Regions from separate parts of the Homo sapiens genome. Here region 1 is linked to region 2. A link is an interaction called in ENCODE POLR2A ChIA-PET data of the cell type or tissue named here. Cell type or tissue: Panc1. All regions are shown on one strand. Each heading gives the region's core, and the rest is flanking DNA. Links, peaks and the distances in the headings are about the cores only.

The links. ChIA-PET counts read pairs that join two places held together with the same protein. Peaks named below come from ENCODE experiments on the same cell type or tissue, not always from the same donor. Only the 100,000 strongest peaks of a DNase experiment are listed, where the experiment ranks them.
Region 1: POLR2A ChIA-PET joins it to region 2 with 11 read pairs; 2 of 35 experiments call an interaction of 5 or more read pairs at or near these places.

What each region holds. Positions count from the first base shown.
Region 1 is chr1:234,324,776-234,340,660 of GRCh38, reverse strand. No RefSeq gene overlaps it. Among named protein-coding and RNA genes, the nearest start is that of MIR4671, 26 kb to the right of the region's middle. RefSeq lists an enhancer at 13,910-14,079. In Panc1, for the core only: no CTCF peak of the experiment used is centred there; no DNase peak of the experiment used is centred there.
Region 2 is chr1:234,252,391-234,268,275 of GRCh38, reverse strand. All of the region lies in intron 3 of SLC35F3 (solute carrier family 35 member F3), which reads right to left. Among named protein-coding and RNA genes, the nearest start is that of SLC35F3-AS1, 13 kb to the left of the region's middle. In Panc1, for the core only: no CTCF peak of the experiment used is centred there; DNase peaks (open chromatin) are centred at 5,374 and 7,455.

The DNA.
Region 1 (15,885 bases), core at 3,519-11,518, 73 kb before region 2:
AAGTTCAATGCTCTTCCACAGTGGCTGCATCATGTTACATTCCCGTCAGCAATTTACAAGTGCTCCAATTTTTTCATATCCTCACCCATATTTGTTATTTTCTATGTTTAAAACATGGTTATTATAGCCATCCTAGTAAATATGAATTGGTATTTCATTCTGATTTTCATTTCCCTAATGACTGAGGATGTTGAGCCCTCTCCTCCTATGCTTATTTACCATTTATACCTCTTCATTAGAAAATGTCTATTCAAGTTCTTTGCTCATTTTTGAATTGTTTGTCTTTATGTTGTTGAGTTTTAAGAGCTCTTTACATATTCTGGATACTAAGCTCTTACCAAATATATGATTTGAAAATATTTCCCCCATTCTCTAGGATGTATTTTTATTTTCTTGATCATATCTTTTGATGCACAAATGTTTTAAATTTTGATAAAATCCAACTTATCTATTTTTTCTTTTGTTGCTCATGTTATTGACATCATCTGAGATTCCATTGCCAAATCCAAGGTCATGAAGATTTACTTCTTTCTTCTAAGAGTTTTAAGGTTTTTGTTCACATGTGTAGGGTTTTCTCTTGAGCTGTTTTGAATTAAATTTTTTATATGGCATAAGGTAGGGTTTGAACTGCCTTCCTTAATGCATATGAAAATCCAGTTGTCCTAATACAATTTGTCTGAGAGACTGCTTTTTTGCCATTGAGTGGGCTTGGCACCCTTGCCAAAAATTAATCAACCATAGTTGTATAGGCTTATTTCTGGCTCTCAATTGTATTCCATTGGTTTATCTGTTTATCTGTATGCCAGTACCACACTGTTTTGATTACTATAGCTTTGTATTAAACTTTGAAATCTGAAATTGTGAATCCTTTTACTTTGTTCTTGTTTTTCAAGATTGTTTTGGCTATTTGGGCCTCTTGTAGTCCAATGTGAATTTGAGGATCAGCTTTTCCACTGCTACAGAAAAGGCTGTTGACATTTTACTAGGGATTCAATTGAATCTGTAGATTGCATTGCATAATGCTGACATCTTAACAATATTAAGTCTTCCTAAGCATAAACATTGGACATCTTTCTATTTATTTAGTTCTCCTGTGATTTCTTTCAGCAATGTTTTGTAGTTTTCATTGTGCAAGTCCTTCACTACCTTGGTTAAATTTATTCCTAGGTATTTTATTCTTTCAGATGGCTATTGTAAATGGAATTGCCTTCTCAATTTCCAGTTTGGATTGTTCACTGAAGGTGTATGGAAATATAATTTATTTTTGTGTCTTGATCTTGTATTTTGAAGACTTTCTGAATTAGTAATTCTTATTATTGAATCAGTAATTCTCTAATTTCAATTGTATTTTTTTCTTTGACTCATTGGTTGTTTAAATGTGTGTTGTTTAATTTCCACAAATTTGTGAATTTTCCAGTTTTCCTTCTGTTATTGATTTCTAGTTTCATTCCATTGTGGTTGGAAAGAATAGTTTGGATAATTTCAATCTTTTAAAATTTATTGAAACTTGTTTTGTGGCCTACTATATGGTCTACCCTGGAGAGTGTTTCACAAGCATGTTAGAATAATATGTATTCTGCTATTGTTGGGTGGAATGTTTTAATATATTTGTTAGGTCTAGTTGGTGAATAGTGTTATTCAAGTCTTCTATATTTTTATTGATCTTCTGCCTAGATGTTCTATGTATCATTGAAGATGATGTATTGAAGTCTACTACTATTATTGTAGTATTCTTGTATGTATATTTATTTCTTCAATTCCATGAATATTTGCTTCAAATGTTTTTGGGGACATATTGTTTGGTGTATATATCTTTATAATTGTTATACTTTCTTGATGAATTAACCTTTCTATCAATATATATTGTCCTTCTTTGTCTCTTCTAACATTTTTTTACTTAAAAGACTATTTTGTCTGATAGTATAGCCACCCTAGCTTTCTTTTGACTACTCTTTGTATGGAATATTTTTTCCCATTTTTTTAACTTTCAATCTATTTGTGTTTGGTGATCTAAAGTGAGTCTCTTGTAGACAGATAGATGGATCACAGGTTTTTTTAAATCAAAAAATTCATTCTGTGAATTTGCCTCTTTTTTTCTTTTTTGGAGAGCTTAATCTGTTTACATTTAAAGTAATTACTGGCTAGGAAGTACTTGTTTCTGGCTGGGTGTGGTGGCTCACGCCTGTAATCCCAGCACTTTGAGAGGCCAAGGTGGGCGGATCACTTGAGCTCAGGAGTTCAAGACCAGACTGAGCAATATGGCAAAACTCCATCTCTACCAAAAATTACAAAAATTAGCCTGGCACTGGTGGCAGGTGCCTGTAGTCCCAGCTACTTGGGAGGCTAAGGCACAAGAATCACTTGAACCTGGGAGGTGGAGGTTGCAGTGAGCAGAGATAGTGCCACTGCACTTCAGCCTGGGTGACAGAGACTCTGTCTCAAAAAAAAAAAAAAAAAAAGGAAAAAAAAAAGAGGAAGCACTTGTTTCTGCCGTTTTGTTGTTTTCTCTATGTCCTCCACCGTTTTGTTTGCTGTTTTATTTCTTTCAGCACTGAATTCTATTTTATTGAGTTGATTTTTTTTATAGTAAACCATTTTTATTCCCTTATTTTCTTTTGTACATATTCTATATTTTCTTTGTTTACCATGGATATTACATTTAACATCATAAATTTATAAAAATATATTTTGAATTGATATCAACTTAACTTCAGATAGCATACTCAAACTCTCCTTCGTATAATTCCACCTTCCCCCTCTTTCTTACTTTTTTCTTTTTTTCCTTTTCTTCCATAACCAATAGACCACCAGGGTATCCTCCTCTATATTTTATTTTATTTTTTTGGTCTCAACTTGTATCTTTACACATTGTGTGTCCAATAGCATAAATTTATAATTTTTATGTATTTGTCTTTCAAATCATGTAGAAAATAGAAAGTGAAGTTACAAGCCAAAAATACAATGATTGCTTTTATATTTGCCTATGTATTTATCCTTATCAGAGATCTTTATTTCTTCATATGCCTTCAAGTTATTGTCTAGCATGTTTCCATTTCAACCTGAAGAAGTCCATTTAGCATTTCTCGCAGGGCAGGTGTACAGGTAACAAACTATCTCAGCATTTGTTTAGCTAGGAATGTCTTAATTTCTCCCTCATTTTAAGGGAGGAATTTTTGATTTTTGTCATCCCACTGTCTTCTAGCCTCCACTGTTTCTGATGAGAAATCAGCTGTTATGTTATTGAGAATTCTTTGTATGTGACATGTCATTTCTCTCTTGTCTCTTTCAAGATTCTCTTTATCATTTGCTCTTGACAGCTGATTATAATGTTTGTCAGTGTGGGTCTCTTTAAGTTTATTGTACTTGAAGTTCATTAACTGCTTTGGATTTTAGATTCTTGTCTTCAAATCTGGGGAGTTTTCAGTCATAATTTCTTTAAAGAATATTTATAGCTGCTGCTATCTCTTTTTCTTTTGATTCCCACTATGTGTATTTTTGTCTACTTGATGGCATCCCACAGGTCCCTTAGACTACGTTAATTTTTCTTTAATCTTTTTTCTTTCTGCTCCTCAAACTTGACAATTCAATTGTCCTATCTTCATGTTTGCTGATGCCTCTGCTTAAATCTGCTGCCGAACTCCTCTAGTAAAATTTTCTTTTTAGTGATTATACTTTTCAGCTTCAGAATTTCAGTTCTTTCCTCTTTATAATTTACATCTTTTTATTGATATTCACATTTTGTTCATACACAGTGTTACTGACTTAGTTTTCTGTGTTTTCCTTTAGCTTATTGAGCATCCTTAACACAGTTGTTCTGAAGTTTTTATTTAGTAAGTAGGATGTTCGGAGTTTCTTGAGGACAGTTTTTGTTGATTTATTTTGTTTCTTTTGAATTGGTCATATCTTTCTTGTTCTTGTGATTTTTTTTTTCAAAAAGTGGACATTTGTGTATCATAATGTATAACTCCAGAAATCAGACTGTCTCCCTTCCCCAGGGTTTTCTGTGTTTTTCCTCTGTTTGTTTTTGATTGTTGAAAGCTGTAGTAGTCTATTTATCTAGTGACTTTCCCAAAATACTATTGCAAACACTATATTCCTTGTCATGTGTGGTCACTGAAGTCTCTGTTCCTTAGCTTGTGTTCAACTAGTTTTTTGACAGAGATTTTTTTGGATCCATTAAAAAAAAATTTTTGACAGCTAAACACAAAAACAACGAATAAAACAAACATTCAAAAAGCAAGAGAGAGAACAATACCTCTTATAGTCTTCGCAGATTGGATCTGTGCCAGTGCCCTCCTTCAACATTTAGCTAAGCTTGCACTGAGCTCAGAGCTCAGCCCTAGGTTGAAGTTTAGGGCCTTAGTGAGAAGACCCAATGTTAAAGTATAGGGCTTTTATGAGCATGTGTTCTGTTGTAGGCTTGCACGTGGCTTTCTAAATTCCCTAGTATACATGGCTGGTTTTGAATATTCTACATTCCCAACAAAACTCAGCCCAGCTTTTGCTTTAGGCAATGTGATATATGTTTACTCTCTAATCTTTTGTGCCATACAGTCAGATGTATGTTTCAACTATAATTTTTTGTCCCAGGTTGTTAGTTCATTCTTCAGTGTTTTTGGTAATGCTCATCACTCTTTTAGCCTGAGTTCTGAGTTAAGAAAAACAGAGATGAGTGCCTTCCATCATTCTTTTACATAGTCCCCAGGCAAGTTAAAATGGATATATACAATAATTAGTGAATAAGGTCTACTCTGCTCTCTCTGGAGTCAGGGACCAGGGTTTCTCTGCAGGAACAAAGGATGCTGCTCCTTTAAGTACTGCTATGCTGGGGAGGGCGTTGGAAAAGGGTAAGTAAAATTATCATAAAACTTTCCTGCCATTTTGAAATGCCTTTTTCTTTATTCAGTGCTCACTTGGTTGCTGAAAACTTTTGACTGTTTTCCAGAGTTCTGACAAAGTTGGTGTCAACAGTTCCTTCTTGTTTTTCTACATTTCTTTTGAGGAATGAAATGCCTAATTCACCATTTTGCAGATGGCAGTCTAGTGCATGCTTCTTGAAAGCTGTATTCTGTGATTTTTAAATTTTCACCTCTAGCATTATGCTTAACACAAGAAAAGGGCTAAATAAACATTGAATAAACATGTCAATCTTGGTGAGCATCTCGGCTTACAGCAGTGGATGGGTGAGTGTCCAAGGCCTTTATTCTGCTGTCTGAGAACCCCAAAGCTCTGGAAGGACCTGACCTTTCTGAGTGGTGAAGAATGCTGGGGGCTGGGGTGCAGACCAAATGGTGCAAGTAGGGGTGGGAGTGCAGGCAGGATGGCTGAGCAGAAGAGCCACAAATGCTCAAAGCCAGAAAGTTGAGTATAGACATGGTATGTTGTATTCTATTTGTGATTATTCATTTTTAAATGGTTCATGATGATGTGTGAATGTAGGTAACCCAGTCAGCCATAATCTACATTCAGACTTCAGGATGGCTTAAGCAGCACTGTAAGTGATAGAAGTAGCTTTTGTGGAACAATCCATTTTTTATTCTTTGCATGAATAAGGTATACAATTGCCAAGCCCAACAGTCTACCCACGGGGTCAACAAACCTTGTCCCATGGCCTACTTGTCCCTGTAGCCTACTAGAAGTTTTTAATAAATAAGTTTAATTGGAACATAGCCACTCTCCTCCATTTGTGTAGTTGTCTTGTCTTTGGTGACTTTTGCACTACAACAGCAGAGCTGAATAATTGTGACAGAAACTGCATGGTTTGCAAAGCCTAAAATATTTACTCTCCGGTCCTTTACAGAAAAAAATTTGTGACTCCTCCTCTATAGCATGATACTTCTAGGACAGTTGGCGGGACATAAATAGCATCCTTGCCTCACCCTTTTCTTCTCTTGAGTTTTAGAAACTATTTCTCCATTGCTATCTTGCTTTTTATGTTGCTATTGGGCTAGCAAATGCCAACCTGATTTTTTTCTTTTTTTTTTTTTTTTAACTTTTTAAGTGGCTTGATCTTTGATGGAGTCTGAGAGAAAATTTTTCCCATTTCTTAAAATCTAATGGTTTTACTAGGAGTATATTTTGGGTTTGACCATTCTGGTTCAGTTTTCTCAGTCATATTTTCAATCTTTCCTATATATTTTCTATATAGACTCAGGTCTTCTTTTTTTCACACATTTTTTTGGGATTACTAATTTAAATACGATGCTCCATTGCTTTGTTTTCCTTGTAGGGGACTTCAAAGTTTTATCTGTTGAAAATGTTGGATTTTCTTTGCTAAAGTTAAACAGCTAAAGACTTTTTTTCTTTTTGCTCCTTTTTATCATCTATTTATTTTAATTCTCTTGATTTTTCTCATTCTTCTACTTAAATTTCTATAATTTCAGTCAAAGCAGTTATCCCTAGGTACTTTACAAAGTCCACATTTCTGAGATGATCTTGTTTTTCCTTCAATTTATTTCCTGAGTTTGGTGAACTCTTATACACATTGCTCCACTTTTTTGTCTGTTTCACTTTTGAATTTTAAATTTCCAATTTAAAGTGTTCTTTGTTTTATACTTGCAAATGCTTAATGTTCAAGAAAATTTACTTCATGTGGTGGATCAAGAACCAGGGGAGGAAAATTAGAGTTACTCAGGGCAGGAGTGGTTGAAGTTGCCTTGGCCTAGGATGGCTAATAAAGATTTTGCCAAGACTCAACATTGAATCCAATGCAGAGGGCTTTTAGCTCTCAATAGACTTGCCCTAAAGGCTTGCGCACAGACAGTTTAAGAGTCAGAGCTTGGGTTGTGCAGGGAATTTTTTTTTTTTTTTGATAGAGCTTTGGTGTCTTTATTGGGGAAATAATTGAATTGACTCAGAGATATTGAAGGAAATTTAACAAAAAAGGCCTTTCCCAGAATCTGAGTTTTTGGTTACATCAGGGGCCAAGACATATCCCTCTATTTCACGAAGGATTTTTTTTTTTTTTTTTTTTTTTTTTTCCGAGATAGAGTCTCACTCTGTCACCCAGGCTGGAGTGCAGTGGTACAATCTCAGGTTACTGCAACTTCCACCTCCTGGACTCCAGTGATCCTCCCATCTTAGCCTTTTGAATAGCTGGGACCACAGGGGCATACCACCACACCCACCTAATTTTTGTATTTTTTGTAGAGACGGGGTTTCACAATGTTGCCCAGGCTGGTCTCGAACTCCTGGGCTCAAGTGATCCACCCACCTTGGCCTCCCAAAGTGCTAGGATTACAGGCGTGAGCCACCGTGCCCATCTAGGAAGGACCATTTTATATTCAGTCTTTCCTGGGCCCCTAGTGCAAACTCAAACACCAAACAGGCCCCTTGCAATATTCAACATAGACAACAGGTGTGACAAGGATTTCCATAGAAAATGGGGAAACTGAACCCATGTGCTGGTTTCTGGAAGTCTGAGGATACAGAGCTCACATTAAATAGGACCATCTCTATTCTTGGCCTGGTTTCTGGAAGTCTGAGGATACAGAGTTCACATTAAAAAGGACCATCTCTATTCTTGGCCGTTTGATAACACTTTCATGAATCTTAGTATTTTGGGGCAAAATACTAGGATCATTCTGGATGTGATAGGTAACCTGAATCATGATTTGACAGGATCCTGGGAGGATTCTATGATGGTTGATCATGGGCCATGGCTGATACCTAAGCAGCTCACTTTTCACTGTCAGGGAGAGTTGACAGGACTACAACTCTGTTACAAATTATGTTTAATTATTTTGAAAGTTTAAAAAAGTCAATAAACATTTATATTTTACTGTTTGTATGGGATTCTGCTGTGTGCCTAGGGAAATAGAATAAGAAGCACAAAGCAAGATTTTCTTTTCCTTTCAAGGATATTTACATCTAGAAGGGGAGGTAAGTCTTCACTCTAGTGTAAGGCAGAAGAGACAGAGAAATTGTGGCAGTGGGGAGTGTCACCAAGTAGGAATATTAATTCTTGTGGGGAGAATGAGGAAGTTTCATTAAGGAGGAAACATGTATAGTAGATATTTCAGGACATGTAGGGTTTGGTTAGGCAGAAAGAGAGGGAAGGGGAGGAAGGATCCCATGTGGAATAAACCATGTTACCAGGACAAGAGAGGATAGGATATATTAGAGAAATAGTGAACAGTCCTATGTGGTTGGAGGGCAGGAGACAGTGGTAGTTGCAGTGACACATGAGTTGGAAAGGTCACCAACTGCCAAATTATGGAGGGCCTTGAGTCCAGGGTAGGGAATGAAGGTTTATTTAATAAAGTACAGGAAGCTACTCAAGATCTTTGCATAAGAAAGTGAAGCAATCCCAGCTCAACAGGGTGTAGAGAATGATCAGGAGACTGACTATGCCCTAGGTGGTGTGTCCTGGGGTATAAAGTAGGGTGGTGGTAGAGGAGAGGCTTCTAGAGATGCTTTGCAGTTATAATGAAACTGCCTTGGAGTGTATGGCACAGTGATTGCTAGTGTAGGAGTAAGGAAGAAGTTAAAGACCAGTATTAAGATTTTATGCTTGGGAAAATAAGATAATCATGATGCCAATTCACATCAATAGGTTAAGAAGGAGGAATAGGTTTTTGAGTGAGATAATTGTGTGTTTAGTTTTGGACATGTTAAGATGGAGGGGTTGCTAGGATACATTGGGAGGAATGTCTGGAAGATAGTGAAAAACTCAGATTTGAAGTTTGGCAGAGAAGATTTGAAAGTGATTTTCAAAGAGGTAAAAATTAAAGACACAAAACTGCATGAAAATGAGGGTGAATGTGGCCTTGGATGGAAAGGGATGGACACCCCCATGTGATGGGAGTAGACAAAGGAGAGACTGGGAGAGGGGGAAACAGGGAGAGTGGGAGAGATATTGTAGAATGAGAACCAGAGAAATACAGCCACAACCCTGGCTGACACGCTCTTGCTCAAGCTTGGCAGCCCTGCCGTGATGATGATGCTGGTGATGATGATGTAAATGCTATCACTGATTGAGCAACTACTTATGTCTAGAGATTGTGCTAAGCTTCTATATGTATGACTTTGTTTTACTTTGACAACCTTGTATGGCAGAGTTGATTATTAGCCTCATATTACAGGTGAGAAAACTGAGACTCAGAGATGTCAAGTGACTTGACCAAGGAGATAAAACTATAAATGGTAGAGCTGGGCTTTGAATCCAGTTCTATCTGCTTGCAAATTTCATTTTATTAACCATTGCACTGTTCTGTCATACCACTGCACCTGAATCTGGAGAGATTTCTATTTTTAAGAATTTGAAAACAAAGATTATCAACTAAGGAAAAGAGACTAACTTCTAGAAACACATAGATGATAAAGTGGGCATCAGTGTGTGCTGAATTCATCCAGGTGTGAGATCAAATGATATATTTTTGGTGTGAAAATTCATTCTAAATGAAAAGACTATGCACTGTTCTCTTTCTCTTTCTTTCTCAGAGTTTCACTCTGTTGCCAGGCTAGAGTGCAGTGGCACAATCTTAGCTCACTGCAGCCTCAATCTCCTGGACCTTCCTTGGCCTCCCAAAGTGTTGGGATTACAGGCATGAGCCATGTGCCTGGCCAAACCTCCATTTCTGATTGTTCAGGGAGTGAGGGTGGCTGCGTACATTATTTGTCGACCTAGGATTTAGAAATATGGACAAGTGTGCATGACCCACAGTGAACGCTTCAGAGGATGAGAGGTGAGTCATTGAGTCCATGGGGAGCTGACGGGACTTTGTCTGGCTGTGTGAAAGCACTTTCTCTCAGCTAAAAAGGAAATTAAATGCTATCAGAAAATTGAGATAAAATTTAGATAAAAGTAACCCATAGAACCTGTGATGTAATAATGGCCTTGGGACAGTCAAATCTGGGGGGGCAGTTAAATGTCCAAATGTACTTTGGACTTTAAGGTGGTGCTAGTGGTAAGATTTGAATTTTTTAAATTAAGCTTTGGAGAAAAACACCATGGTCAACCTAAGAGGTAACTCTTGGCGGGGCGCCGTGGCTCACGCCTGTAATCCCAGCACTTTGGGAGGCCGAGGCGGGCGGATCATGAGGTCAGGAGATCAAGACCATCCTGGCTAACACGGTGAAACCCTGTCTCTACTAAAAATACAAAAAATTAGCCGGGTGTTGTGGCGGGCACCTGTAGTCCCACCTACTCTGGAGGCTGAGGGAGGAGAATGGCGTGAACCCAGGAGGCAGAGCTTGCAGTGAGCCGAGATTGTGCCACTGCACTCCAGCCTGGGCGACAGAGCGAGTCTCCGTCTCAGAAAAAAAAAAAAAAAAAAAAAAGAGGAAGAGGTAACTCTTGCAATAGGGGAATGAAGAAAGTCGCCAGATTGCACCTTGATGATTATATGTCTGTTTCTAAATGATATCATTTAAAAGAGGTAGTGATTATTGTATGGTGATTAGTTTACAGGGATCATTTATTTAAACAAATAGCAATAGTCTAATTGGTGGGAAAGAGATACTAATCAAAAACAACACAGTAAATGTGGCAAACGCACACACATACGCACACATGGTATCTTTGAGGAAATTCAACATACGGGACAGGACCATACAGCAAGCTACCGACACTGCACACATAATTGCAAAATCCTAAAAAGGTGCTAGACTCTCAGCCTCCCCACAAGGAAGACATGCCGGAAATTCAATTTTTCACCATGTGAATGAAAGCAGATAACAGAGGGAAAGCAGGAGCACTGGGGGAATAGCTATATCTAGTTGGTGTGACAGGGTTTACAGTTCCCATCAATGAAGATGCCAAAAGAGAGTGGTCTGAGGACAAAATAAAATTAGTTTAAAAAGTTATACTCTAATCCTTGATAAACAGGTATAAATTAAAAAAAGAGCACCACTGTGATGCACGGATAGGTTTTCTTTTATTTATTTATTTATTGAGACGGGGTTTCACCATGCTGCCCAGGCTGGTCTTGAACTCGAGCTCAAGTGATCCACCCACCTCTGCCTCCCAAATTGTTGGGATTACAGGCATGAGCCACTGCATCCAGCTGGGTTTCTTTTTTTATTTTACTTTGTTTTATTTTTTTTGAGACAGGGTCTCACTCTGTCACCCAGACTGGAGTGCAGTGGCATGATCTTGGCTCACTGCAACCTCTGCCTCCCGAGTTCAAACGATTCTCCTGTCTCAGCCTCCCGAGTAGCTGGGATTACAGGCACCCACCACCATACCTGGCTAATTTTTGTATTTTTAGTAAAGACGGAGTTTCACCATGTTGGCCGGGCTGGTCTCGAACTCCTAGCCTCAAATGATCCACCTGCCTCGGCCTCCCAAAGTTCTGGGATTATAGGTGTGAGCCACTGCGCCCGACCGGGTTTCTTTTTTTAACCCCCATATGGTCCCACTCTTGCTGTGTGGAGACTGGCCTGGAAGTTTAAACAAACCCTCAGGGTTCAAACACTTCCCAGTCTGAGCAGCAGTGATGTGAGCCACCTCCTCGTCTTGCTTCTCTGGCTCGCCACTGCAAAGCTGCACGTTGAAGATGGGAGAGGTGCAGGGAGGAGGAGTGTGGGTCCCTGAGTCATGTCTCAGCCAGTGTTCTCTGGTGCGGCCTTCCATCCCCATTCCCACTTCCGTGGGCGGGTAGGAAGAGGGTCTTAGAAACAGCGGTTCCAGTGGCTGTCTCTCCCTAGCCTCTGAGATCCCCCTATGACATGCATACCACAAATTCTGAACAAATTAAAAGGCTTAGGTGGCCAAATGCTCTTCTATTCCCAATAAGAAATAAACTCCGGGGATTTCTGGAATTTCCTTCTGGAGGTTTGTAATTTCCTCTAATGTTTTTCTTCTGGCAAGAGCCTCTCCTTAGTGTCTTTTCTGTGGGGATAGAAGAGCAGGTGTAGAGCTAAGCAGGTGTGTACACTTAGCTTCCCACGGGCATTCCCTGCCCTTACCTCTCTCCCAGAGAGCGTGCCTGAGAGCCCCCTCAAGGCCTTCTCAGAGGGATCGCCCCCCTGTCATATCCTCACAGGCTACTGCTACCCCTCCTGCAGTTACAATGACAACTACTAGATTGTGTGTTTATAGGTATTTCTCAATATTCTACAGGAAGCATGTACCTTTTTCAGTAAGAGACAGAAAAAAAGGCTTGAGCTAAAACTTTTAACACATTAAGTTGTCTTTACATTAAATCTCATTTCCTATAATTCTAGTAACTCCAAAGTTTTTGATAATTTGGAGGAAATTTACCAGCTGGTTTACCACTATTTTAACTTAAGAAAAAGATGTTCTCAAGAATTTGGCAATGCTGAGTGCACAAAAATATATGGAAGAGACAATATTATTTTTTAAAAAATTATTTTAAAATATTTTAAGAGCACTGAGGAGCTTTTAAGCTCTCCTTATGTATATATCATTGATGCATTTCTTATAAGCTATTCTTACCCATTCTTTAAAGCAGTTTGACCTAGGAGTCCTGCTAGGCCATAATAAGCCCAGTTTCAAGAAGTGTACCAGAAAGTTAAAACACACAAACAAACCTCAAATAAACAAATGCTCAGCTTTTCTTTGAACATCCCAGTTCTCTCACATATATTGTTCAGAGTTCTTGGACTCAATCGACAGAAATGGTGTCCTGCTGTCTTCGACAAAAGAGAATTGATTGGAAGGCCTGTTGGGACTTTGTGAGTCCAAAGGATCTGTTTGCAAAAGGGCCGGAACCATGGACCTTTATGGTGGGAAGAGGCCAGAGGCCCCGCAGGGCCCTCAGGAGCTGGCCAGTCAGCACCACCTTCTCGGCTGTTCTTTGGGGTCTGGCATCTTGCTTCAGAGCCAAGTCCAGTTCACACCCTCCTCGCCTCTCCTGTGCTGTGGGAGGATCCGAAATGGAGATTCTGTTCCCTTCAGCTTCCACAGCAAGAGCAAGGTGCTATTTCAAAGAGGGATCAGGCGCTGGGCAGTCAAGAACACAAACAACCCAACAAATGTCCTCTGTGCTTATGAGATTTCCATAAAGAAATTTTAAATCATTTTGTGGAGGTTGGGCTCGATGGCTCACACCTGTGATCCCAGAGCTTTGGGAGGCCAAGGAGGAAGATCACTTGAGTGCAGGAGTTTGAGACCAGCCTGGGCGACATAGCAAGACCTTGTCTCTAAAAAAATAAAAAAATTAGCCAGGTGTGGTGGCGCATGCCTATGGTTCCAGCTACTTGGGAGGCTGAGGGAGGCAGATTGCCTGAGCCCAGGAGGTTGAGGCTGCAGCAAGCCGAGATAGTGCCACTGCACTCCAGCCTGGGCGACAGTGAGACCCTATCTCTTAAAAAAAAAAAAATCAGCTTGTGGGGCAACCATTTATTAATTAAACTGCTTTATTGAGATATAATTCACACATCATAAAATTCACTCATCTAATTATGCAGTGTATTGAGTTTTAGTATATTCACAGAATGGTGCAACCACCACCACATTCTAATTTTAGGACAAACCATTTGTTTTCAAAATTGAAGATAAAGAATTCCATGTTATGCAACCTTGGCTAGATTTAGAAACACATCTGTTCTATGGGGTAGTAAGTCTCTGGCCATGAATTCCTCCTGCCTAACTCTATCCTTGAAGGCTCAAGAGGAGCAGGAGCTCAGGGTCTGTACGGCAGGTGTGGGTTCTTAGGGACGGCTCTGACTTGGTGTGGCAAGGCGGCCAGCAGGTCACTTCATGCCCTCTAGCTCCAAACGATCACATTCTGAAAGAAAGGAGAGAGCAGAGATTTCCCAGAGCTTTTTGCCTCTTTCATCAGCAGCAGACGGAAGTCCTGGTCTCCTCTCTTGTACCCTCCGTCTTGGCTTCACTTTTCCTCTTTAAAGGAGCCCAGAGAAACATTCTTTAATTGCTACCCAGACCCGCCTCTAGAGGGCAGACAATTCCCCAGCTGAGCGGGGACACAGACTGCATCTCAGAGCCGCCCCGCTGTTCCATCCGCAGGAACTCTTTTCTAGGATTTTCTGCTTTTGGGTCCCTCCTAGGTTTGCCGCAGCGCATCCCCGTGCTGGCCACCTTCTGGCGCGGTGGGGAGTGGAGGTGTTGTGGTTGTGGCTGTTTTCTTTCTGGAAAGAAATCTCTCAACCTACCCCTCCCGCAACCCCAACTCAGGTTTAGAATGTATCGAAAGGACCGCAAGAGAGTTCTAACCATTTTATTTCATACACGTTACCCTTCATAGTCCCTTTAAAAATTTCGATAAAATGCGCGTGCCATAAAATTTACCATTTAAACTATTTTTAAGCGTACAGTTCTGTGGCATTAAGTACGTTCACATTGTTCAACAATCGCTACCAGGTTTTTTTCATCTTTGCAAACTGAAACTATATGCCCACTAAACAATAACTCTCCATTTCCCCTCTCCCCAGCCACTGGCAACCAGCATTCTACTTCTGTCTCTATGAGTTTGACTACTCCAGGAACCTCATATAAGTGGAATCAGACAGCATTTGTCCTTTTGTGACTGGCTTATGTCACCCAGCAGTGTCTTCAAGATTCAACATATTGTAGCATGTGTCAGAATTCTTTCCCCCTTCCCCCTCCATCCTCCATCCTCCATCCTCCATCCTCCTCCTGCTCCTTCCTCTTCCTCTTCTTCTTCTTCTTCTTTCTTCTTCCTCTTCCTCTTCCTCTTCCTCTTCTTCTTCTTCTTCTTCTTCTTCTTCTTCTTCTTCTTCTTCTTCTTCTTCTTCTTCCTCTTCTTCTTCTTTCTTCTTCCTCTTTTCCTCTTTTTTTTGAGACAGGGTCTTGCCTTGTTGCCCAGGCTGGAGTGCACTCGTGTGATCATAGCTCATTGCAGACTAGAACGCTTGGGCTCAAAGGATCCTCTTGCCTCCCGAATAACCAGGGGTACAGGCATGCACCACCATGCGTAGCTAATTTTTGAATTTTTATTTTTGTAAAGAGAGGGACTCACTATGTTGCTCATGCTTGTCTGGAACTCTTGGCTTCAAGGGACCCTCCTGCCTCCACCTCCCAAAGTGCTGGGATTATGGGTGTGAGCCACTACACCTGGCTCAGATTTTCTTTCTTTTTAAAGTGGAATAATATTCCACTGTATGGCCATGCCACATTTTTTTCATCCATTCTTCTGTCAATGGGCACTTGGGCCGCTTCCACTTTTGGTTGTGAATAGTGTTGCCACGAATGTGGGTGTGCACATATCCCTTTGAGTCCATGTTCTCAACTCTTTTGGGTTTTCATGGTCATTTTTGCCCAATGGGAGAATAAGATGAATCTACCCTAAGGCAGGGCTTCCCCACTTTTTCGTGTCCTGGCTTACAAAGGAAATATCTGTTTGTCTCCCTGGGATTTGGAGCCTCAACAGGGTAGTGGAGGTAACTAGCCCAGCATCCTGCTGCCCCAGCTGCCCCCTCCCAGACATGCCTGGACACATGGGGTAGGGGAGCTCTCTGCTCTGGATAACGAGATTCTCCAGGTTTAGAGCCCATGTGTCAAGTGGTACGTGTGGTGCATGGAGTGTAGACGCTCTAGGTGTGGGTGATGGGATGAGGTGTACTAAAAAGGCTCTTGTTTCCCCTTGGCTCACACCCCTTCCTAGAGTACTTGGCCCTCTGTAGCCCTAGAATGAGACCCACTGGCTCTCATAGCCCCTGGCATAGCAGCTGCTTGGAACAGCTGCATAATGTTACTGAAGTGGAGCAATCAAATTATTGAAAATGCCAGCATTAAGTTAGGATGCCCAAGGCAGGCAGGCGGCTGTGGGGGCTGAGCTGGAAGACTGGGTAGATTTATGGACTGGGGCTGCCGCTCTAGGTGGCACTTAGAGACCAGTGTAAACTGAGCTGCGGATCCCGTTCAGAAGAAAAAGTGAGAAGGAAGCCACAGGCAGGGCTGAGCGGAGGGCAGGTGCCTTGAGGGAGAGGGAGAGGAAC
Region 2 (15,885 bases), core at 4,191-12,190:
TCGCTGTGTTGGCCGGGCTGGTCTCCAGCTCCTAATCGCGAGTGATCCGCCAGCCTCGGCCTCCCGAGGTGCCGGGATTGCAGACGGAGTCTGGTTCACTCAGTGCTCAATGTTGCCCAGGCTGGAGTGCAGTGGCGTGATCTCGGCTCGCTACAACCTCCACCTCCCAGCCGCCTGCCTTGGCCTCCCAAAGAGCCGAGATTGCAGCCTCTGCCCGGCCGCCACCCCGTCTGGGAAGTGAGGAGCGTCTCTGCTTGGCCGCCCATCGTCTGGGATGTGAGGAGCCCCTCTGCCTGGCTGCCCAGTCAGGGAAGTGAGGAGCGTCTCTGCCCGGCTGCCATCCCATCTAGGAAGTGAGGAGCGTCTCTGCCCGGCAGCCCATCGTCTGAGATGTGGGGAGCACCTCTGCCCCGCCGCCCTGTCTGGGATGTGAGGAGCGCCTCTGCTGGGCGCAACCCTGTCTGGGAGGTGAGGAGCGTCTCTGCCCGGCCGCCCCATCTGAGAAGTGAGGAAACCCTCTGCCTGGCAACCGCCCCGTCTGAGAAGTGAGGAGCCCCTCCGTCCGGCAGCCACCCCGTCTGGGAAGTGAGGAGCGTCTCCGCCCGGCAGCCGCCCCGTCCGGGAGGGAGGTGGGGGGGTCAGCCCCCCGCCTGGCCAGCCGCCCCATCCAGGAGGTGAGGGGTGCCTCTGCCCGGCCGCCCCTACTGGGAAGTGAGGACCCCTCTGCCCGGCCAGCCGCCCCGTCCGGGAGGGAGGTGGGGGGGTCAGCCCCCCGCCCGGCCAGCCGCCCCATCCGGGAGGTGAGGGGCGCTTCTGCCCGGCCGCCCCTACTGGGAAGTGAGGAGCCCCTCTGCCCGGCCACGACCCCGTCTGGGAGGTGTGCCCAGCGGCTCATTGGGGATGGGCCATGATGACAATGGCGGTTTTGTGGAATAGAAAGGCGGGAAGGGTGGGGAAAAAATTGAGAAATCGGATGGTTGCCGGGTCTGTGTGGATAGAAGTAGACATGGGAGACTTTTCATTTTGTTCTGTACTAAGAAAAATTCTTCTGCCTTGGGATCCTGTTGATCTGTGACCTTATCCCCAACCCTGTGCTCTCTGAAACATGTGTTGTGTCCACTCAGGGTTAAATGGATTAAGGGCGGTGCAAGATGTGCTTTGTTAAACAGATGCTTGAAGGCAGCATGCTCCTTAAGAGTCATCACCACTCCCTAATCTTAAGTACCCAGGGACACAAACACTGCGGAAGGCCGCAGGGTCCTCTGCCTAGGAAAACCAGAGACCTTTGTTCACTTGTTTATCTGCTGACCTTCCCTCCACTATTGTCCTATGACCCTGCCAAATCCCCCTCTGCGAGAAACACCCAAGAATGATCAATAAAAAAAAAAAAAAAAAAAAAAAACCATGTGCTTCATATGGACATTTTGGTCAATGATGGATTGCATATATACCGGTGGTTTCATAAGATGTTAATACCATATTTTACTGGACCTTTTCTATGTTTAGATATGTCTAGATATAAAAATACTTACCATTGTGTTACAGTTGTCTACAGTATTCAGTACCGTAACACGCTGCATAGGTTTGCAGCCTACGAACAATTAGGCTATCCCATTATAGCCTAGGTGTGCAGCAGGCTATACCGTCGAGGCTTGTGTAAGTACACTATATGATGTTCACACAACAACGAAATCCCTAAGGATACATTTCTCAGAATGTATCCCCAATGTTACATGATGGAAGACTGTATGGATATGATGTAAAAGTGTTTTCAAAAGGAATAGTAAATATTTATCCTTCTACTGACAATGAATGTAGGTTCAGAACTTGCACATCCTCACCTCGCCTGATACTGTCTGCTTTGTTAGTTCTGCCATTCTGGTGGGCACAAAAGGCATAAACTGTTAGTTTTAGTTGGAGTTCCAAGACTACTAAATAAGTGGAGCATTTTTTTTTCATGTTTGTTGGCCATTTGTGTCTTTTCTACATGCAGGTCAAAATCTTTTGCCCATTTTCTACTGTATTTTTTTATAATATGCAGAACTTTAAAAAATATTTAAGTTGTTTGAGAAATGGAGTGCTCATTCTACACCAGGCACTACTCTAGGTTGTGGGATACAGCAGTGAATAAAACAAAGTCCCTCTCCTCATGTATCCTAGTACAGAGAGCAAACAAACACATATAGAGTAAATAGTGTGTCAATGCTCCTATGCCTTGTAGAGAAAAACAGAGCTGGGCAGGAGAGAGGGAGTGGGACTGCTGAGCTGTAGGGTCAGGAAAAGCCTGAAGGGGTGATATTTGAGCAAAGGCCTGAACAGAGTAAGAGGGTGAGGCCTGCAGACGTCATGGGAAGAGCCATGGAGGAAGAGCAAACACAAAGGGCAGGGGACCTGAGGAAAGGCTGGAGTGTGGGTGGAGCCTGGGACAGAGACCCAGCTGAGAAGGGAGGAGAAGGATCAGGGCCTCCATCATGTGGGGTACATAGACTCTGGCTTTCATTTTGAGTGATGTGGTGGGGGCACTACAGGGGTTTGAGTAGGGGAGTGACAGGAGGCTTCTGTCTCAAGGACTGTTCTGTGTTGAGAACAGACTGCAGGGAGGTAAGGAAAGAAGAATGGAGAACGCTTGGGAGGCTAACCTTGTGACACAAGGGAGAGAATGATGTCTTCGTCTTGGGGGGACATGGTGGGGCTGGTGAGAAGTGGTCAGTTTCTACATATGTTCTGGAAGTACAGTCAAAAGGGGTCCCTGCTGGCTTGGCTAGGGGCATGAGGGAAAGACAGGCATCAGAAATAATGCTGAGGCTGGATGCAGTGGCTCACACCTATAATCCCAGCATTCAGGGAGGGTGAGGCGGGAGGATCGCTTGAGTCCAGGAGTTGAGGCCAGCCTGTGTAACATAGCAAGACCCCATCTCTACCAAAAAAACAAAAAGAAAAAGAAAAAGAAAAAAAGAAGAAATAATGCTGAGATTTTTGGCCTGTGCAACTGCAAGAATGGTGCTGCTGTAATTCAAGGTGGGGAGGATTGTGAGAGGAATAGAACATGAAGGGTTTGATTTTTCACATGTTATATTTGAGATGTCTACTTGCTATTCGAGGGCAGGTGTTGAACAGGCTGTTGGTTATAGGTCTTGGAATTCATGAAAGAGGTCCAGGCTGAGGGCATGCATCTGGGGGTCATCATCAGGGAGACATGAGACAGGAGGGGCTCACCTAGCGAGCAAGCGTAGACACTGCAGAGGAGAGGACAAAGGACTGAGCGTGGGGCCCTGGACTGTTCAGAGTTCAGGGAGGCCGGAGGAACCAGTAAAGCAGCCTGAGAAGGAACAGCCAGAGAGGAAGGGAGATGACACAAAAAGTTCAGTGTCCCAGGTAAACAATAAGGAGGGTTCAAGTGTTAGCTTAGGTAAAAGGAATACTGGCCAGGTATGGAGGAGCATGCCTGTAGTCCTGGCTACTCAGGAGGCTGATGTGGGAGGATCACTTGAGCCCAGGAGTTTGAAGCCAACCTGTGCAACACAGAAAGACCCCATCTCTACAAAAAATTTAGAAATTAGCAGGCATGATGGTGTGTGCCTGCAGTCCTAGCTACTCAGGAAGCTGATGTTGGAGGATCATTTCCGCCCCAGAGTTTGAGGCTGTAGTAATGATGGAGCTATGATCATGCCACTCCACTCCAGCATGGGTAACAGAGCAAGATCCTCTATCAACGAGATGAAAAAATAAAAACAAAAATTAACAGTAAGATGACAACTAAGAATGGTCACTGGATTTGGCAACATATGACTCTGATAAGAGCTCATCCATAGTGGTGTAGGTTTAAGAGAGAAAGGGAGACAGAGTACAGACTACTCTTCCGGTAAGTTTTGCTGGATTCAGAGAGATAAATAAGGTGGCACCTGGCCAGGTGTACTTTTTAAATTCTTAGAGCTATCATATTATAATGAGCGATGAACATGATCCAGCAGAAGGTGGGAACAACTGCTGGAGTGAGGTCCTTGAACAGACACCAAGTGGAAGGTTCCTTGTGCACACCTGGTGGGTTAGTCTCAGGGTGTGGTGAATGGTATTTGGATATTAATCCTTTTCAGTTATTTGTATTGCTAATATTTCTGTATTGCTAACATTTCCTCCCAATTTATGGCATTTTTTGTTGTTGTTGTTAAGACAGAGTTTTGCTCTGTCGCCCAGGCTGGAGTGTAGTGGTGTGATCTTGGCTCACTGCAACCTCTGCCTCCTGGGTTCAAGTGATTCTCCTGCCTCAGCCTCCTGAGTAGCTGGGATTACAGGTGCCTGCCACTATGCCTGGCTAATTTTTGTATTTTTAGTAGAGACAGGGCTTCACCATGTTGGCCAGGCTGGTCTCGAACTCCTGACCTCAGGTCATCTGCCCGCCTCGGCCTCCCAAATTGCTGGATTACAAGCGTGAGCCACCATGCTGGGCCAGCATCTGGACTCTTAAAAGCTCCCCTGGTGATTCTAATGTCAGCCAGCCTTGAGCACAAGTGTCCTAGCTTTCTCGTGGGTGACACTAGTAAATCTCAAGTGTTGGCTGTCTCTAAGTGCTGCTTCTAGGATGTCACCCTGCCCCAGTGGTTCTTAAACTTCAACTGCATTAGAATTACCCAGAGGATTGGGCCTCATCCCCAGAGTTTCTGTTTCAGGTCTGGGGTGGGACCTGAGACCACAATTCCAGCAAGCTCCTGGGTGGTACTCATGTTCTTGCTCCAGGGATCACATTTTGAGAACCTCCCAGCCTTAAATCAAGGCTCAAAATGCTGTTGCATACTCTCCCGAGTCAACAAAGCCCATAAATATAGACGCAAGCAAGATGAATTTTACCTAAGATTTCACAAGGGAGGTGGAACAGAGGGTTTATTTTGCATACTAAATAATAATTTTAATAAGAGTTAAAATTCTCATCAGAAATTCCTGTACTCCTTTAACATTCTTTTAGCTCTCTTTAAAATTTTTGTTCTTTTAAAATTCATATCTCTTTTAAGTTCCCCATCCTAAATAGAACCTAAATATGCCTTAACTCCTAGTCCCCAACTCCCAGATTTTTCTCATCATGCTTCTGTTAGTCTCTCCCTTTCTCAAACAGAGCTTCTCAGTTTTGGCCCCTGCAGGTAGCACCCGGACCAGGATTAGCAGGATCAGTCATCTGAGGTACATAGCAACTCCTTTTTTTTCACCAGCAGTCTTGTATGTGACTTATGTGTGTGATCCCATCAGCAGGGTACCCATATGCAAAGCCACATGATCACTGGCATATCTGCTCCGGATACAAACTGTAGCCCAGAACTGTGGCAACCTGGGAATGTAAGCAGCTTGCTCTTGTTCCAAGGCCAAGTCCATTAGTCAAAGGGCTGTTTGCCTAATAGAGACTCAGCTCTGTGTTAGAATACAAACAGTCCTGTTTTCCCAAAGCTAGCTGAATTCCAATAACCCGCACCTTGGGGCTGGAAAGGAGAAGTGGGGAACAGAGCCTGTGACTTGGTGGTGCAGAGGGTCTCACCACCTGCCCTCAGACCACAACCGGAACCGCATTCTGTACCAGTGCCTGAAGCTGTTGCAGCTTGCAGCTTACCTGCAGGATCCAGGCTGATAGTATGGGCACCAGAGAGGCTTCATTTGGCATACTCAGGTCCTAATTCTGCCAAAGTCAAATGCCAGCGGCCCTCCGGAGGACCAGGAAGGGAGTAATAAAAACAGCTTACCTAGAAGGAAGTGGAACTGTTTCTTTCTCCTGTAAGAAGAGCCAGATCCTAAAGCAGCCACTGCAACCACCACTCCCAGGACAGACACCACCATTCCTGAGTGCCAACCACATGCCAGGCACTGGAGAGGGCTTTCATTAATGCATGTATTCTCAAAGTATTTCTTATAGTCATATCAAACAAGCTTGTTACATCAGTCTATTAACCCTATCTCACAGGTGAGAAAACAGAGGCTCACAAGAAGAAATATCTCGCCTAAATGCACAGCAAGCAAGTCAGTGCCACAGCAGGGCTCTCCCCCTGCTAGTCCAACGTTATCCTTCTCACTGATAATTACTAGCACATTGCTTCACACTCTTTCTCCCTTTCCTAAAGTAACTCCCTCCCCTTTGTAGCACATTATAGAATGCCTTGAAAGTTGAGGTTTTCTTAGTCATCACTTTACCCTCCAGCATTTAATATGGAGCATGGCACATTGTAAGTGCTCAGTAAATATTTGTTGAGATGAACACCAACAGCTTCCTACCCAACCAGGCAACTGTCCTGGGGTGAGCCTTAGAGGCTGGGGAGATGTCAATACTGTGGAGATAGAAAGGTGAAGGATTTCTCATCTGCAAACCCAAGTTTGAGTCTCTGCCCTGCTGTTCACTGGCTGTACGACACTAGTTAAGCCCTTTCATTTTTCTCACTCACCTTATCCATGCATATCCTTAGCGGGTGCAATAGTGTTTCTAAATAATAACACCTCACTCCTACCAGCATGATCACTATGGGAATCCCAGGCTTGTCACACCGCTTTTGTCAGAGGCATTTGAACAAGAGTGACTCCATTTTGAATAGAGTGTGGGTAAAATGAGACCTGCTGGGCTGCATCCCCAGGAGGTTAGGCATTCTTAGTCACAGGATGAGATAGGCACAAGATACAGGTCACAAAGACCCTGCTGATAAAACAGGATGTAATAAAGAAGCCGGCCAAAACCCGCCAAAACCAAGATGGTGACAAAAGTGACAGCTGATCATCCTCACTGCTCATTATACACTAATTATAAGTCATTAGCATGCCAAAAGACACTCCCACCAGCACCATTACCATTTACAAATGCCACGGCAACATCCAGAAGTTATTCTATATGGATATAGGATAACTATATCAGTTATAGATCCAGGAATTCCCTCAGTTCCAGGAATTCCCTGCCCCTTTCCCAGAAAACTCAAATAAACCACCCCTTGTTTACCATATGATCAAGAAACAACCAGCAGCCCTTAGGGCTTCTCTGCCTATGGAGTGGCCGTTCTTTTATTCCTTTACTTTCTTAATAAACTTGCTTTCACTTTATTCTGTAAACTCACCTCTAATTCTTTCTTGCATGAGATCCAAGAACCCTTTCTTGGGGTCTGGATCAGGACTCCTTTCTGGTAACACTTTCTCGGGAGGTAGCCTGGATGGGTTGCCACCAACAAGCCCCACTTAGCATTGTGTTAGCCAAAATTTTACTTAATACAATTATTTTCATTTTTAAGGGAAAAAGAATTTCGGTCCTTAAACTCTTCCATTTTTCTAGGTTTGGCTTCATGTGAAGCAGAAAACATAAGTTGCTCATACCTGTTTTGATGTTTAACTATTTCCCTCTCATGGGAACTCTGTGTATACTTGGAGGTTACAATCGAGGGAGGCGAACACAGGAAGTCCGTGCAGTAAAGTGTCTTGTTCTTGCTGTTGGGTAACTTTGGTGGAGGAAATGGAGGGAGACGTGAGGCACTTATGTATGCGGAGTTTCTCCCGGTGCCATGTGCTTAATCAGGAAATGACTCACCTGAGCCTCATACTAACCTGACTACATTAAGATCGTTTGTTATCCCCCTTCTATAGATGAAAAAGATGAGGCTCTGCAAAGTTAAGCAGGCTGTCCATAGTATTAAGATAACTGAATTTCATATCCCAAGTCCTGACCCCAGAATGTTACCCCTCAGCCTAGGCTAGTCTTACCGTTCAAAACTCAAAGAAGGAGGACCCAGTATGGAAGACCATGATCTCCGTCCAGAGGGCTCTCTGGGATCCTGAGCAGAACTCATATAGAGAAACCCCAAGCTCCCCAGGTGACTTCTGCCTTAATTCCAGATGGCCATCGCTGAATTCTTTTCTGAACTACAATGTGAAATTTCACTTCTTTGGTCTAAACAAGTAGTTTTTTCTCTTTTTTTTAAGTGAGAACATAATGAAGTAGAAGAGAAGGGCATATTTTTGCTTTTGGGTCCATATGGCAGCCTTTCACGAAGTGCAGAATGTCTAGAGGCTGAGCCTTGGGATCAGCATTTAACCAGCTTCCTGGGTGATTCTTCTACACACTAAACCCTGAAAACTGTTTTGAGACATAGTAACCAGTACTAAGGAGTGTGATGTACAGAAAAGAGAATATTCACTTATCATGCCAACTGATTTCAAGTAGATGGAAGCTTCAAAAGATTTAAAAACCTATTCATTTTTTTTGCCGTAGAAGTTAAACACCCTTTCCCCACCTGTCCTACCCTATCCATTTGCTTAGCAAACTTCTTGTTCAGGAGTAGCTCAGAAAACTACGAGGGGCAGTTTAATCTCTATCAAAATTAACTCTTAATGAAAGGGGTCTGAATGAATTTGATTTTATTATATTGAAGCTGTGATTATACTCTTTAAGGAAGAGCATCAAAACAAAGATATCACTGAATATAGTGATATCTATAGCTCATGGATCTATAGATATAGTGATATCTGTAGATAGGCAACCACCAGAAAACAAAAACAGTCCACTAGAGAAATTACCCTGTCCCTGCCTAAACAATGGTGTGAGTGTAAATCAGGAGATAAATTATTATTATTATTATTATCATTATTATTATTTGAGATGGAGTCTCGCTTTGTCACCCAGGCCGGAGTGCAGCGGCACGATCTCCGCTCACTGCAACCTCTGCCTCCTGGGTTCAAGCAATTTTCCTGTCTCAGCCTCCCGAGTAGCTGGGACTACAGGTACGCACACCACCATGCCTGGCTAATAAGATGGCTTCTTTATGTTTGAGCAACCCTGCCCCAGAGGAACTGGAGGACCCCTCAGGCTGCATCTGGAGAAGCATCCTGGAACTTTCTACTTAGCAGCTCAGTTATGTGTGTGGCCGTCTGGATTGAATAAAAACCCTATTTCTTTCTTATTATTGTTGATTTCAATTAGCTAATGGGAGGTGGGAAGCTGTTAGCTTGCTGTCAAATGATAGTGATAGGTTTTCGTTTAAGGCTTATGCAATATACTGGAGGAAGAAGTAGAATGTACGAATAGAAGGTCTTTTAAAGTGAAGATTTAACACAATAGGAATAAGAATCTTCCAGGGAGAAGGAGTTTTAGAGGTCATCTTGTCCAACAGGAAAATGCTACAGATCTCTATTTTTTGGTTTGAAGGTCTGAAGACAGCTATTAGGCTCTCCCAAAGTCTTACTTCATCCAGGATTAATATTCCCACTGCTCTCAACCATTCTTCATAAGAAGTGGTTTTTACTCTCCCCTTTCCCCGAATACCCCATATACCTTCCTCTGGATTCAATAACTTATCAACACCTTTCTAAGAGGGTGGAGCTCAGAACAGGACATACTATTCCAAGTGTTTGCATCAGTGTAGAACACAGCATGACTTTTATTTCCACTAGTTGGATGGTGTACCTTAATTAACCCAGACAGAATGACATTAGCTTCTTTTGTTGTTATCTGATACTGTTGGCTTGTACTGACCCAGACATGATCTGAAACTGAAATGCCTTTGCAAAACTAGGACAGTAAGAGAAATCTGAGAGAAATCTGACATAGCTGACTCCATCTTGCTTCTAACCTCACAACCTCTTGCTCATTCCTGGGCATAGGCCAAGATAGCTATGGGAAGAATTTAGTTTATAGTTTAACCTTAAAGCAAGGATGATAATAGCCTCTTTCCAAAACTATTCGCTCCTTGTTCAGGATGGAACTGCCTTTGTAAAACTAATGAAAGGTCACAAGATTAGAATTATGGGAGGGGCCTGAATTCCACTAAGACCTAGGCATAGTTAAATGATAACTAGTCATTGTTTACTGCTCAGGAGTCATGTAGGGATAGTCACAATATTTGTAACTTCTCTAATTGCTCCCACAGGTAATATCATTATCGTAAAACCTAAGATTGGTGTTTGAGGTATTTTTCAGACTTTTCCAATTTGTTCACTGAGGGAGTCCACCTGGACCTGTGACTCATATTGAGGAACTAATTCAACCAGTCCTGTGAACTCCCGCCCAGGAACTGACTCAGTGCAAGAAGACAGCTTTGACCCCCCATTATGATTTCATCCTTAACTCAACAAATCAGCATTCCCCATTCCCTAAACCCTTGCCCACCAAACTATTCTTGAAGATAGCCTCCAAGCTTTCGGGGAGGCTGACTTGAGTAATTAACTCCCCTTCTTCCACTTGGTGAACCATATGATTATTAAACACTTTCTCTACTGCAATACCACCATCTCAGTGAATTGGCTTTATCTGTACAGTGGGCAAGAACTGCAGGCGATTACACTGTCAGGTGATTACAAAACCAAGGGTTTCCTGTAAGCACTACAGACAAGCCACAGGTCCAACCTACACTGGACATTTATACTTAAATAGGTAATGCATATACCTATCAAATGCAATTACCTATAAAAGGAATGCTTGTTAAATCTCCCCTTCCTGGCTTAGGCTGATCATTTCAACCTTGTCAATATGTTTTTAAATCTCAATACGGCCATCCACTGTATTAGCTATTAGTTTTGCTTGATTTTATGTAACCATTTGATTTTTAAAATGCATCCTCTTTCTTGAACGCACTTTTACAACTTTCTTATTGCAGTCTCTGTAGTTACGAAGTTGTATAGAAAAGCAAAATTCACCCTAACATAAAATTATTCCCTAATGAACCAGCTATAATGCAATATAGAAGTACTTCCAACTCAAATATCTTTCCCTTTTCAACACTGGCATCTATGTCCATCCTTTGATTCAAATCCTTGTCCATCTTCTTTTGCTGTGTGCAAATACATGGCAATTTGTTACAAAGCAAATGGCAAATCTTAAAAAGACAAAATCAAATCAGTAATCTATGGCAGTGATGTTAAGAGAACAACTCAAATCATACAAAAAAACCACTGACCAACTAGAAACAGCAGATTTAGGAGAATTAACAACTAAAGAAGAGAAATTCAACAAGGATAATAACTTCAAAGAGGGTTTAAAAGAGAATGACTTGAATATTAAAGGATTTAGAGGAGACTGGAAAAATTGACAAAGTACTTGAATATTTATGTAAAAATCATTTTCTTCAGGATCATGGAGTAAAAGTCAAGCATAAGGTGACAGACAATATGTTGCACTATTATAGTTTGGTCATAAAATTATATCCCCAACCTACTTATCTCAGTTTAAAAAATTAACCTCATTAAAGTATAATTTACATACAATAAAATGCACCCGTTTTAAGTTGTAAGTATCCATGTGTTTTGATAAATTTTTATTACCATGAAACTATTATTGTATCAACTGAAGAGTGACAAGGTTCATAAATTTAGAAAGGAGAGCTTTCTCATAAACAGTTGCAGCCTGAAGCGTGGCCACTGGGACAGGCTGAGAAGCGTAGCCTCTGGCCAGGAAGCTGGGAGCAAGCACTTCAAGGGTCAGAAGAATAAGACAGGGATTTATGCTGGATGGGGTGGCCAAATATACATATTCAATAAGCAATAGGAGCAGTCACGAATATTTACAAAAGGAGAAACGTGCACATGCACAATTGAGCTTCATGCTCCTTTGTGGGTCCCATGTTAGACAAATGGTGGCATTAGCATAATCTGATGGTGGAGTTTTTGGTTCTCTGACATCAAAAGGTGAAGCAGAGGATACAAAAACCCTCATGCACATCATTCATAGACTGGCCAGAACCACTCCGTGGTCAGTGAAGGAATGCTGGTTGGTTGTTTTGTCAAACCACAAAAGAGAGGAGGAGTCATGAGGCTGTGAAATCACTGATGAAGTCTTTTGAAAGGGCTGGTTTCTGGCAAGCCCTTAGGCAAAAGAGCCTAACGACAGTTAGCAAAGGAGAGGATATAAGGAGGTTTGTCCTACCATCCCATCATAGCTGAAAATTCAGCTTCCAAGCTTCTTCTGGGGTCCTCTTGGCCAAGAGGAGGTCTGTTCAATCATTCAGGGGAGCTTCGAATTTTATTTCTATTTCTCAGCCACAGTCAAGATATAGAATATTTCCATCACTCCCAAAATTTACTTAATTCACTTTTTATTAATTCTAATAATTCATCATTGCATTGGTAAACTATATTTTGAAAATGCTTTTCACCATTTTTAGATTCATTTTTCAAAAGTTCCAATCAAATGTTTTTTCCACTCTTATGACATTAAAATTATGAATAGACTTTATTTTTCAGAGCAGTTTTAGGTTTACAGAAAAAATGAGCAGAAACTAGAGGGAGTTCTCATATACTCCCTCCTCCCCATTATTAATATCTTGCATTGATGTACATTTGTTATGATTGATGAACCAGTCATGATTTTTTATTATTAACTAAAGCCTGTAGTTTAAATTAGGGCTTACTCTTTGTGTTGTACAGTTTTGGATTTGTAGGGTTTTTGGTTTGTTTTTGTTTTAAATAAATGCATAATGTTATGTATCTACCATTACAGTATCATACAGAATTATTTCACTGCTCTAAGTGTTTTAATCCCCCAAGCTCCACTGATTCATCCCTTCATCCCCAACCCTTCCAGGGTTCAAATCATCACTGATTTTTATTGTCTTTATAATTTTGCCTTTTGCAGAATGTTACATAGCTGGAATCAAACAGTCTATAGCCTTTTCAGACTGGCTTCTTTCACTTAGTAATATGCATTTAAGGTTGTTCAATGTCTTCCAAGGGACATCTTGGTTCTTCCAATTTTTGGCAATTATGAATAAAGCTGCTATAAATATCTGTGTGCAGGTTTTTGTGTGGATATAAGTTTTCAGCTCATTTGGGTAAACACCAAAAAGCACAATTGCTGGATCTTTTATACAGGTATGTTTAGTTCTGTAAGAAAACACCAAGCTGTTTTCTAAAGTGGCTGTGCTATTTTGCATTTCCCCAGCAATGAATAAGAAGAGTTCCTATTGCTCCACATTCTCAGCAATATTTGGTGTTGTCAGTGTTCTAGATCTTGGCTATTTTAATAGGTGTGTAGTGGTATCTCATTGTTGTTTTAAACTGCAATTCTCTGATGACATGACATTATTTTTTCATATACTAATTTGCTGTCTGTATATCATCTTTGGTGAGGTATCTTTTTTGATCTTTTGCCTACTTTTGAGTTGGGTTTTCATGTAGTTTAGTTTTAAGGGTTCTCTGTACGTTTTAGATATCAGTCTTTCATCAGATGTTTTGTAAATATTTTCTCCCAGTTGGTGGCTAATTTTTTGATGTTCTTAACAATCTCTTTCACAGAGCAGACATTTTTAATTAACAATGACATTTAAAAATAAATTACGCAAAACAAATTATCTTGTAATAACAAAGACCTTGGTCATATCTGTACAACTTAGTTACTAACAAAAGTACTAAATAAGTCAGGATCAGTGGTGAACATCTGGATGTCTCCCTCCAGATTGGCAATGATGAACTAAAACATGTTGACAAAGATTTCTCAGCTGATTTGGCATATTTTTATAAAGAAATTATGCTTGCTTCTAGCAACACCTTTGTTTATTAAGTGCTTACAAACTGGTTAATAATTTATTCGTGAACTTTACAGAGAGTGAGTGGTATGCCTGTTTGGTTAAGAGAATTTTTTCTCACCATTTAGAAAACTGAGAAATGATCTTCCAAAATAATTCCTTTTCTTTATAGTATCTTTTACAATCCTGTTTGCAAGCCTTTTTATTACCCTGGGATAGAATTAACTTGGGCCTAAAGACTTGAAGATTTTTTAAAGTGGCTAAGTGTGTTTATATCTTGTCTCCTTTCTTAGATTTTACCTCCTTCTTCATAACGTTTGTGCTTCATTGTCCTTACCCTATTTAAAGATTATTATTCTTGGATGGGAGAAGATGGTGACATTTCTCTCCGATGGTTTGACACCAAAAAAGTAAAACCCACATCTGCACCATTGGTGACCTCTGGAAAGAAGAGGCCCAATGCCTGGTGGGAGCCTTCTTGGTTGACTTGTTAGGTCTGATGTAACTGCTTGAGGCTGAAATGAGTTCCAGATGGGTTGGGTTTTGAGAATAGAGAAGAGTGTGAACACTACTAAGGATATAGAAAGCCAGTGCATAGGGAAGTTTTGAAGAAGCCAAAGGCATAAAAAAATGAACCAGCCCACAGACAAGCCAAATATGGCACTCTTAGATCATTAAGCCAAAGGAAAACCAAGGCCAGTCTTCATGGAAGTCAATGAATCCAGAGAGTCACAAGCGAGAGAATAATTTTTCCCACATGGGAGGGCAGCCTTTGCCTGGTTTTGGACATGGATGAAGTTCAGAGTCCCAAGTACAAGCAGGACTTAAAGGATCCCCATGTGAGAGGCAGTAGGGTCATAATAGGGAAGTGGTTCTCCTTTCTGTCTGTCACCAGCTAGCATCCTGCCATCTCACTCTACCCCTCACAGTGACATTGACCTTCCTTGTTATATACTCCCTCACAATGACTGAAAAAAAATGTCCTTGCCCTTGACATTGTTCAAGGCTTATTTCATCTGGAGGCTGCTCTTGACCTTATTTGGCATTCAGCCTTGGGTATGTGCCTCTCTGTCCATTTTCTATACATGCTTTTAAAAACTGAGCTCATCAGAGAACACCCTGGATGGTCATACTGACGCTCTTGGTTCTTATTTTTTTGGAACTGCCCCCACTCTTTCTAGTTGTTGCTGTTTTTTTTAAATTATATACTTCTTTTTGACAACATAATGCATTTAACCATTTGCCCTCTTCCCATCCTACTAACAGGAAACCACTGTTTTTAGTTTTCTTGTTTATCCTTCTAGAGGTTTTAAATGAATATTCAAGCCATACAAATATCTATTCTCCTTTTTTTTTTTAAATTCAAATGGTTGCTTTTTCACTGAACAATATTTCTTAGAGATCTTTCCTTATTGCATAAACACTAGCCCTTTTATTTACAGGTGAACAGCATTCTGTTTTTTTTTTAATTATTATTATTTTTTTTGAGATGAAGTTTTTTTGCTCTTGTTGCCCAGGCTGGAGTGCGGTGGCGCCATTTTGGCTTACTGCAACCTCTGCCTCCCGGGTTCAAGTGATCCTCCTGCCTCAGCCTCCTGAGTAGCTGGGATTACAGGTGTGCCCCACTATGCCCAGTTAATTTTTGTATTTTTAGTAGAGACAGGGTTTCATCATATTGGCCAGGCTGGTCTCGAACTCCTGACCTCAGGTGATCCACCCGCCTTGGCCTCCCAAAGTGCTGGGATTACAGGCGTGAGCCACTGCGCCTGGCCAGCTGAACAGCATTCTACCAAAGGTTGTATACCACAATCTCTTTAGCCAGTTCCTGATTGTTGAATATTTTAGGTTGTTTCTAATCTTTAGCTAATTACAAACAATGCTGTAATGATATCATGTTCAAACTTTATCGTCCATGCTTGCTTGTACATCCTCTAATGTAAATTCCTAGGAGTAAAGCTACCAGGTCAAAGCAGATATGCCTTTGTGATTTTGATGGGTACTGTTATAAAAATTACTCCACATAAGGTTTATCAGTGTCGTGAGTACTGCCTTGGCAATGTATTAAGTACTTGTTTTCTTTCAGCTTTGCTAACATGGCATATTATCAAGTCTCCTTTTTAAAATTTATTTGTTAATTTGACAGATAAAAATATGTTTTAATTCACATTTCTCTCGTAAGAGTGAAAGTAAGCATCTTTTCATATGTATTTGAGTCATTTCAATGTCCTTTCCTATGCAGTATCTGTTTATATCCTTTGTTCATTTCTCTATTGAGTTGTTGATTGTTAACAGAGATTAGCCCTTTGTTTATCATATGCGTTACACATATTTTTTCTAGTTTGCTAATTTGGATTCTTACTTTGCTGATGGTGATTTCGTTATTATTTTTTATTTTTATTTTTTGCCAAGCAGTAGTCTTTAAGCA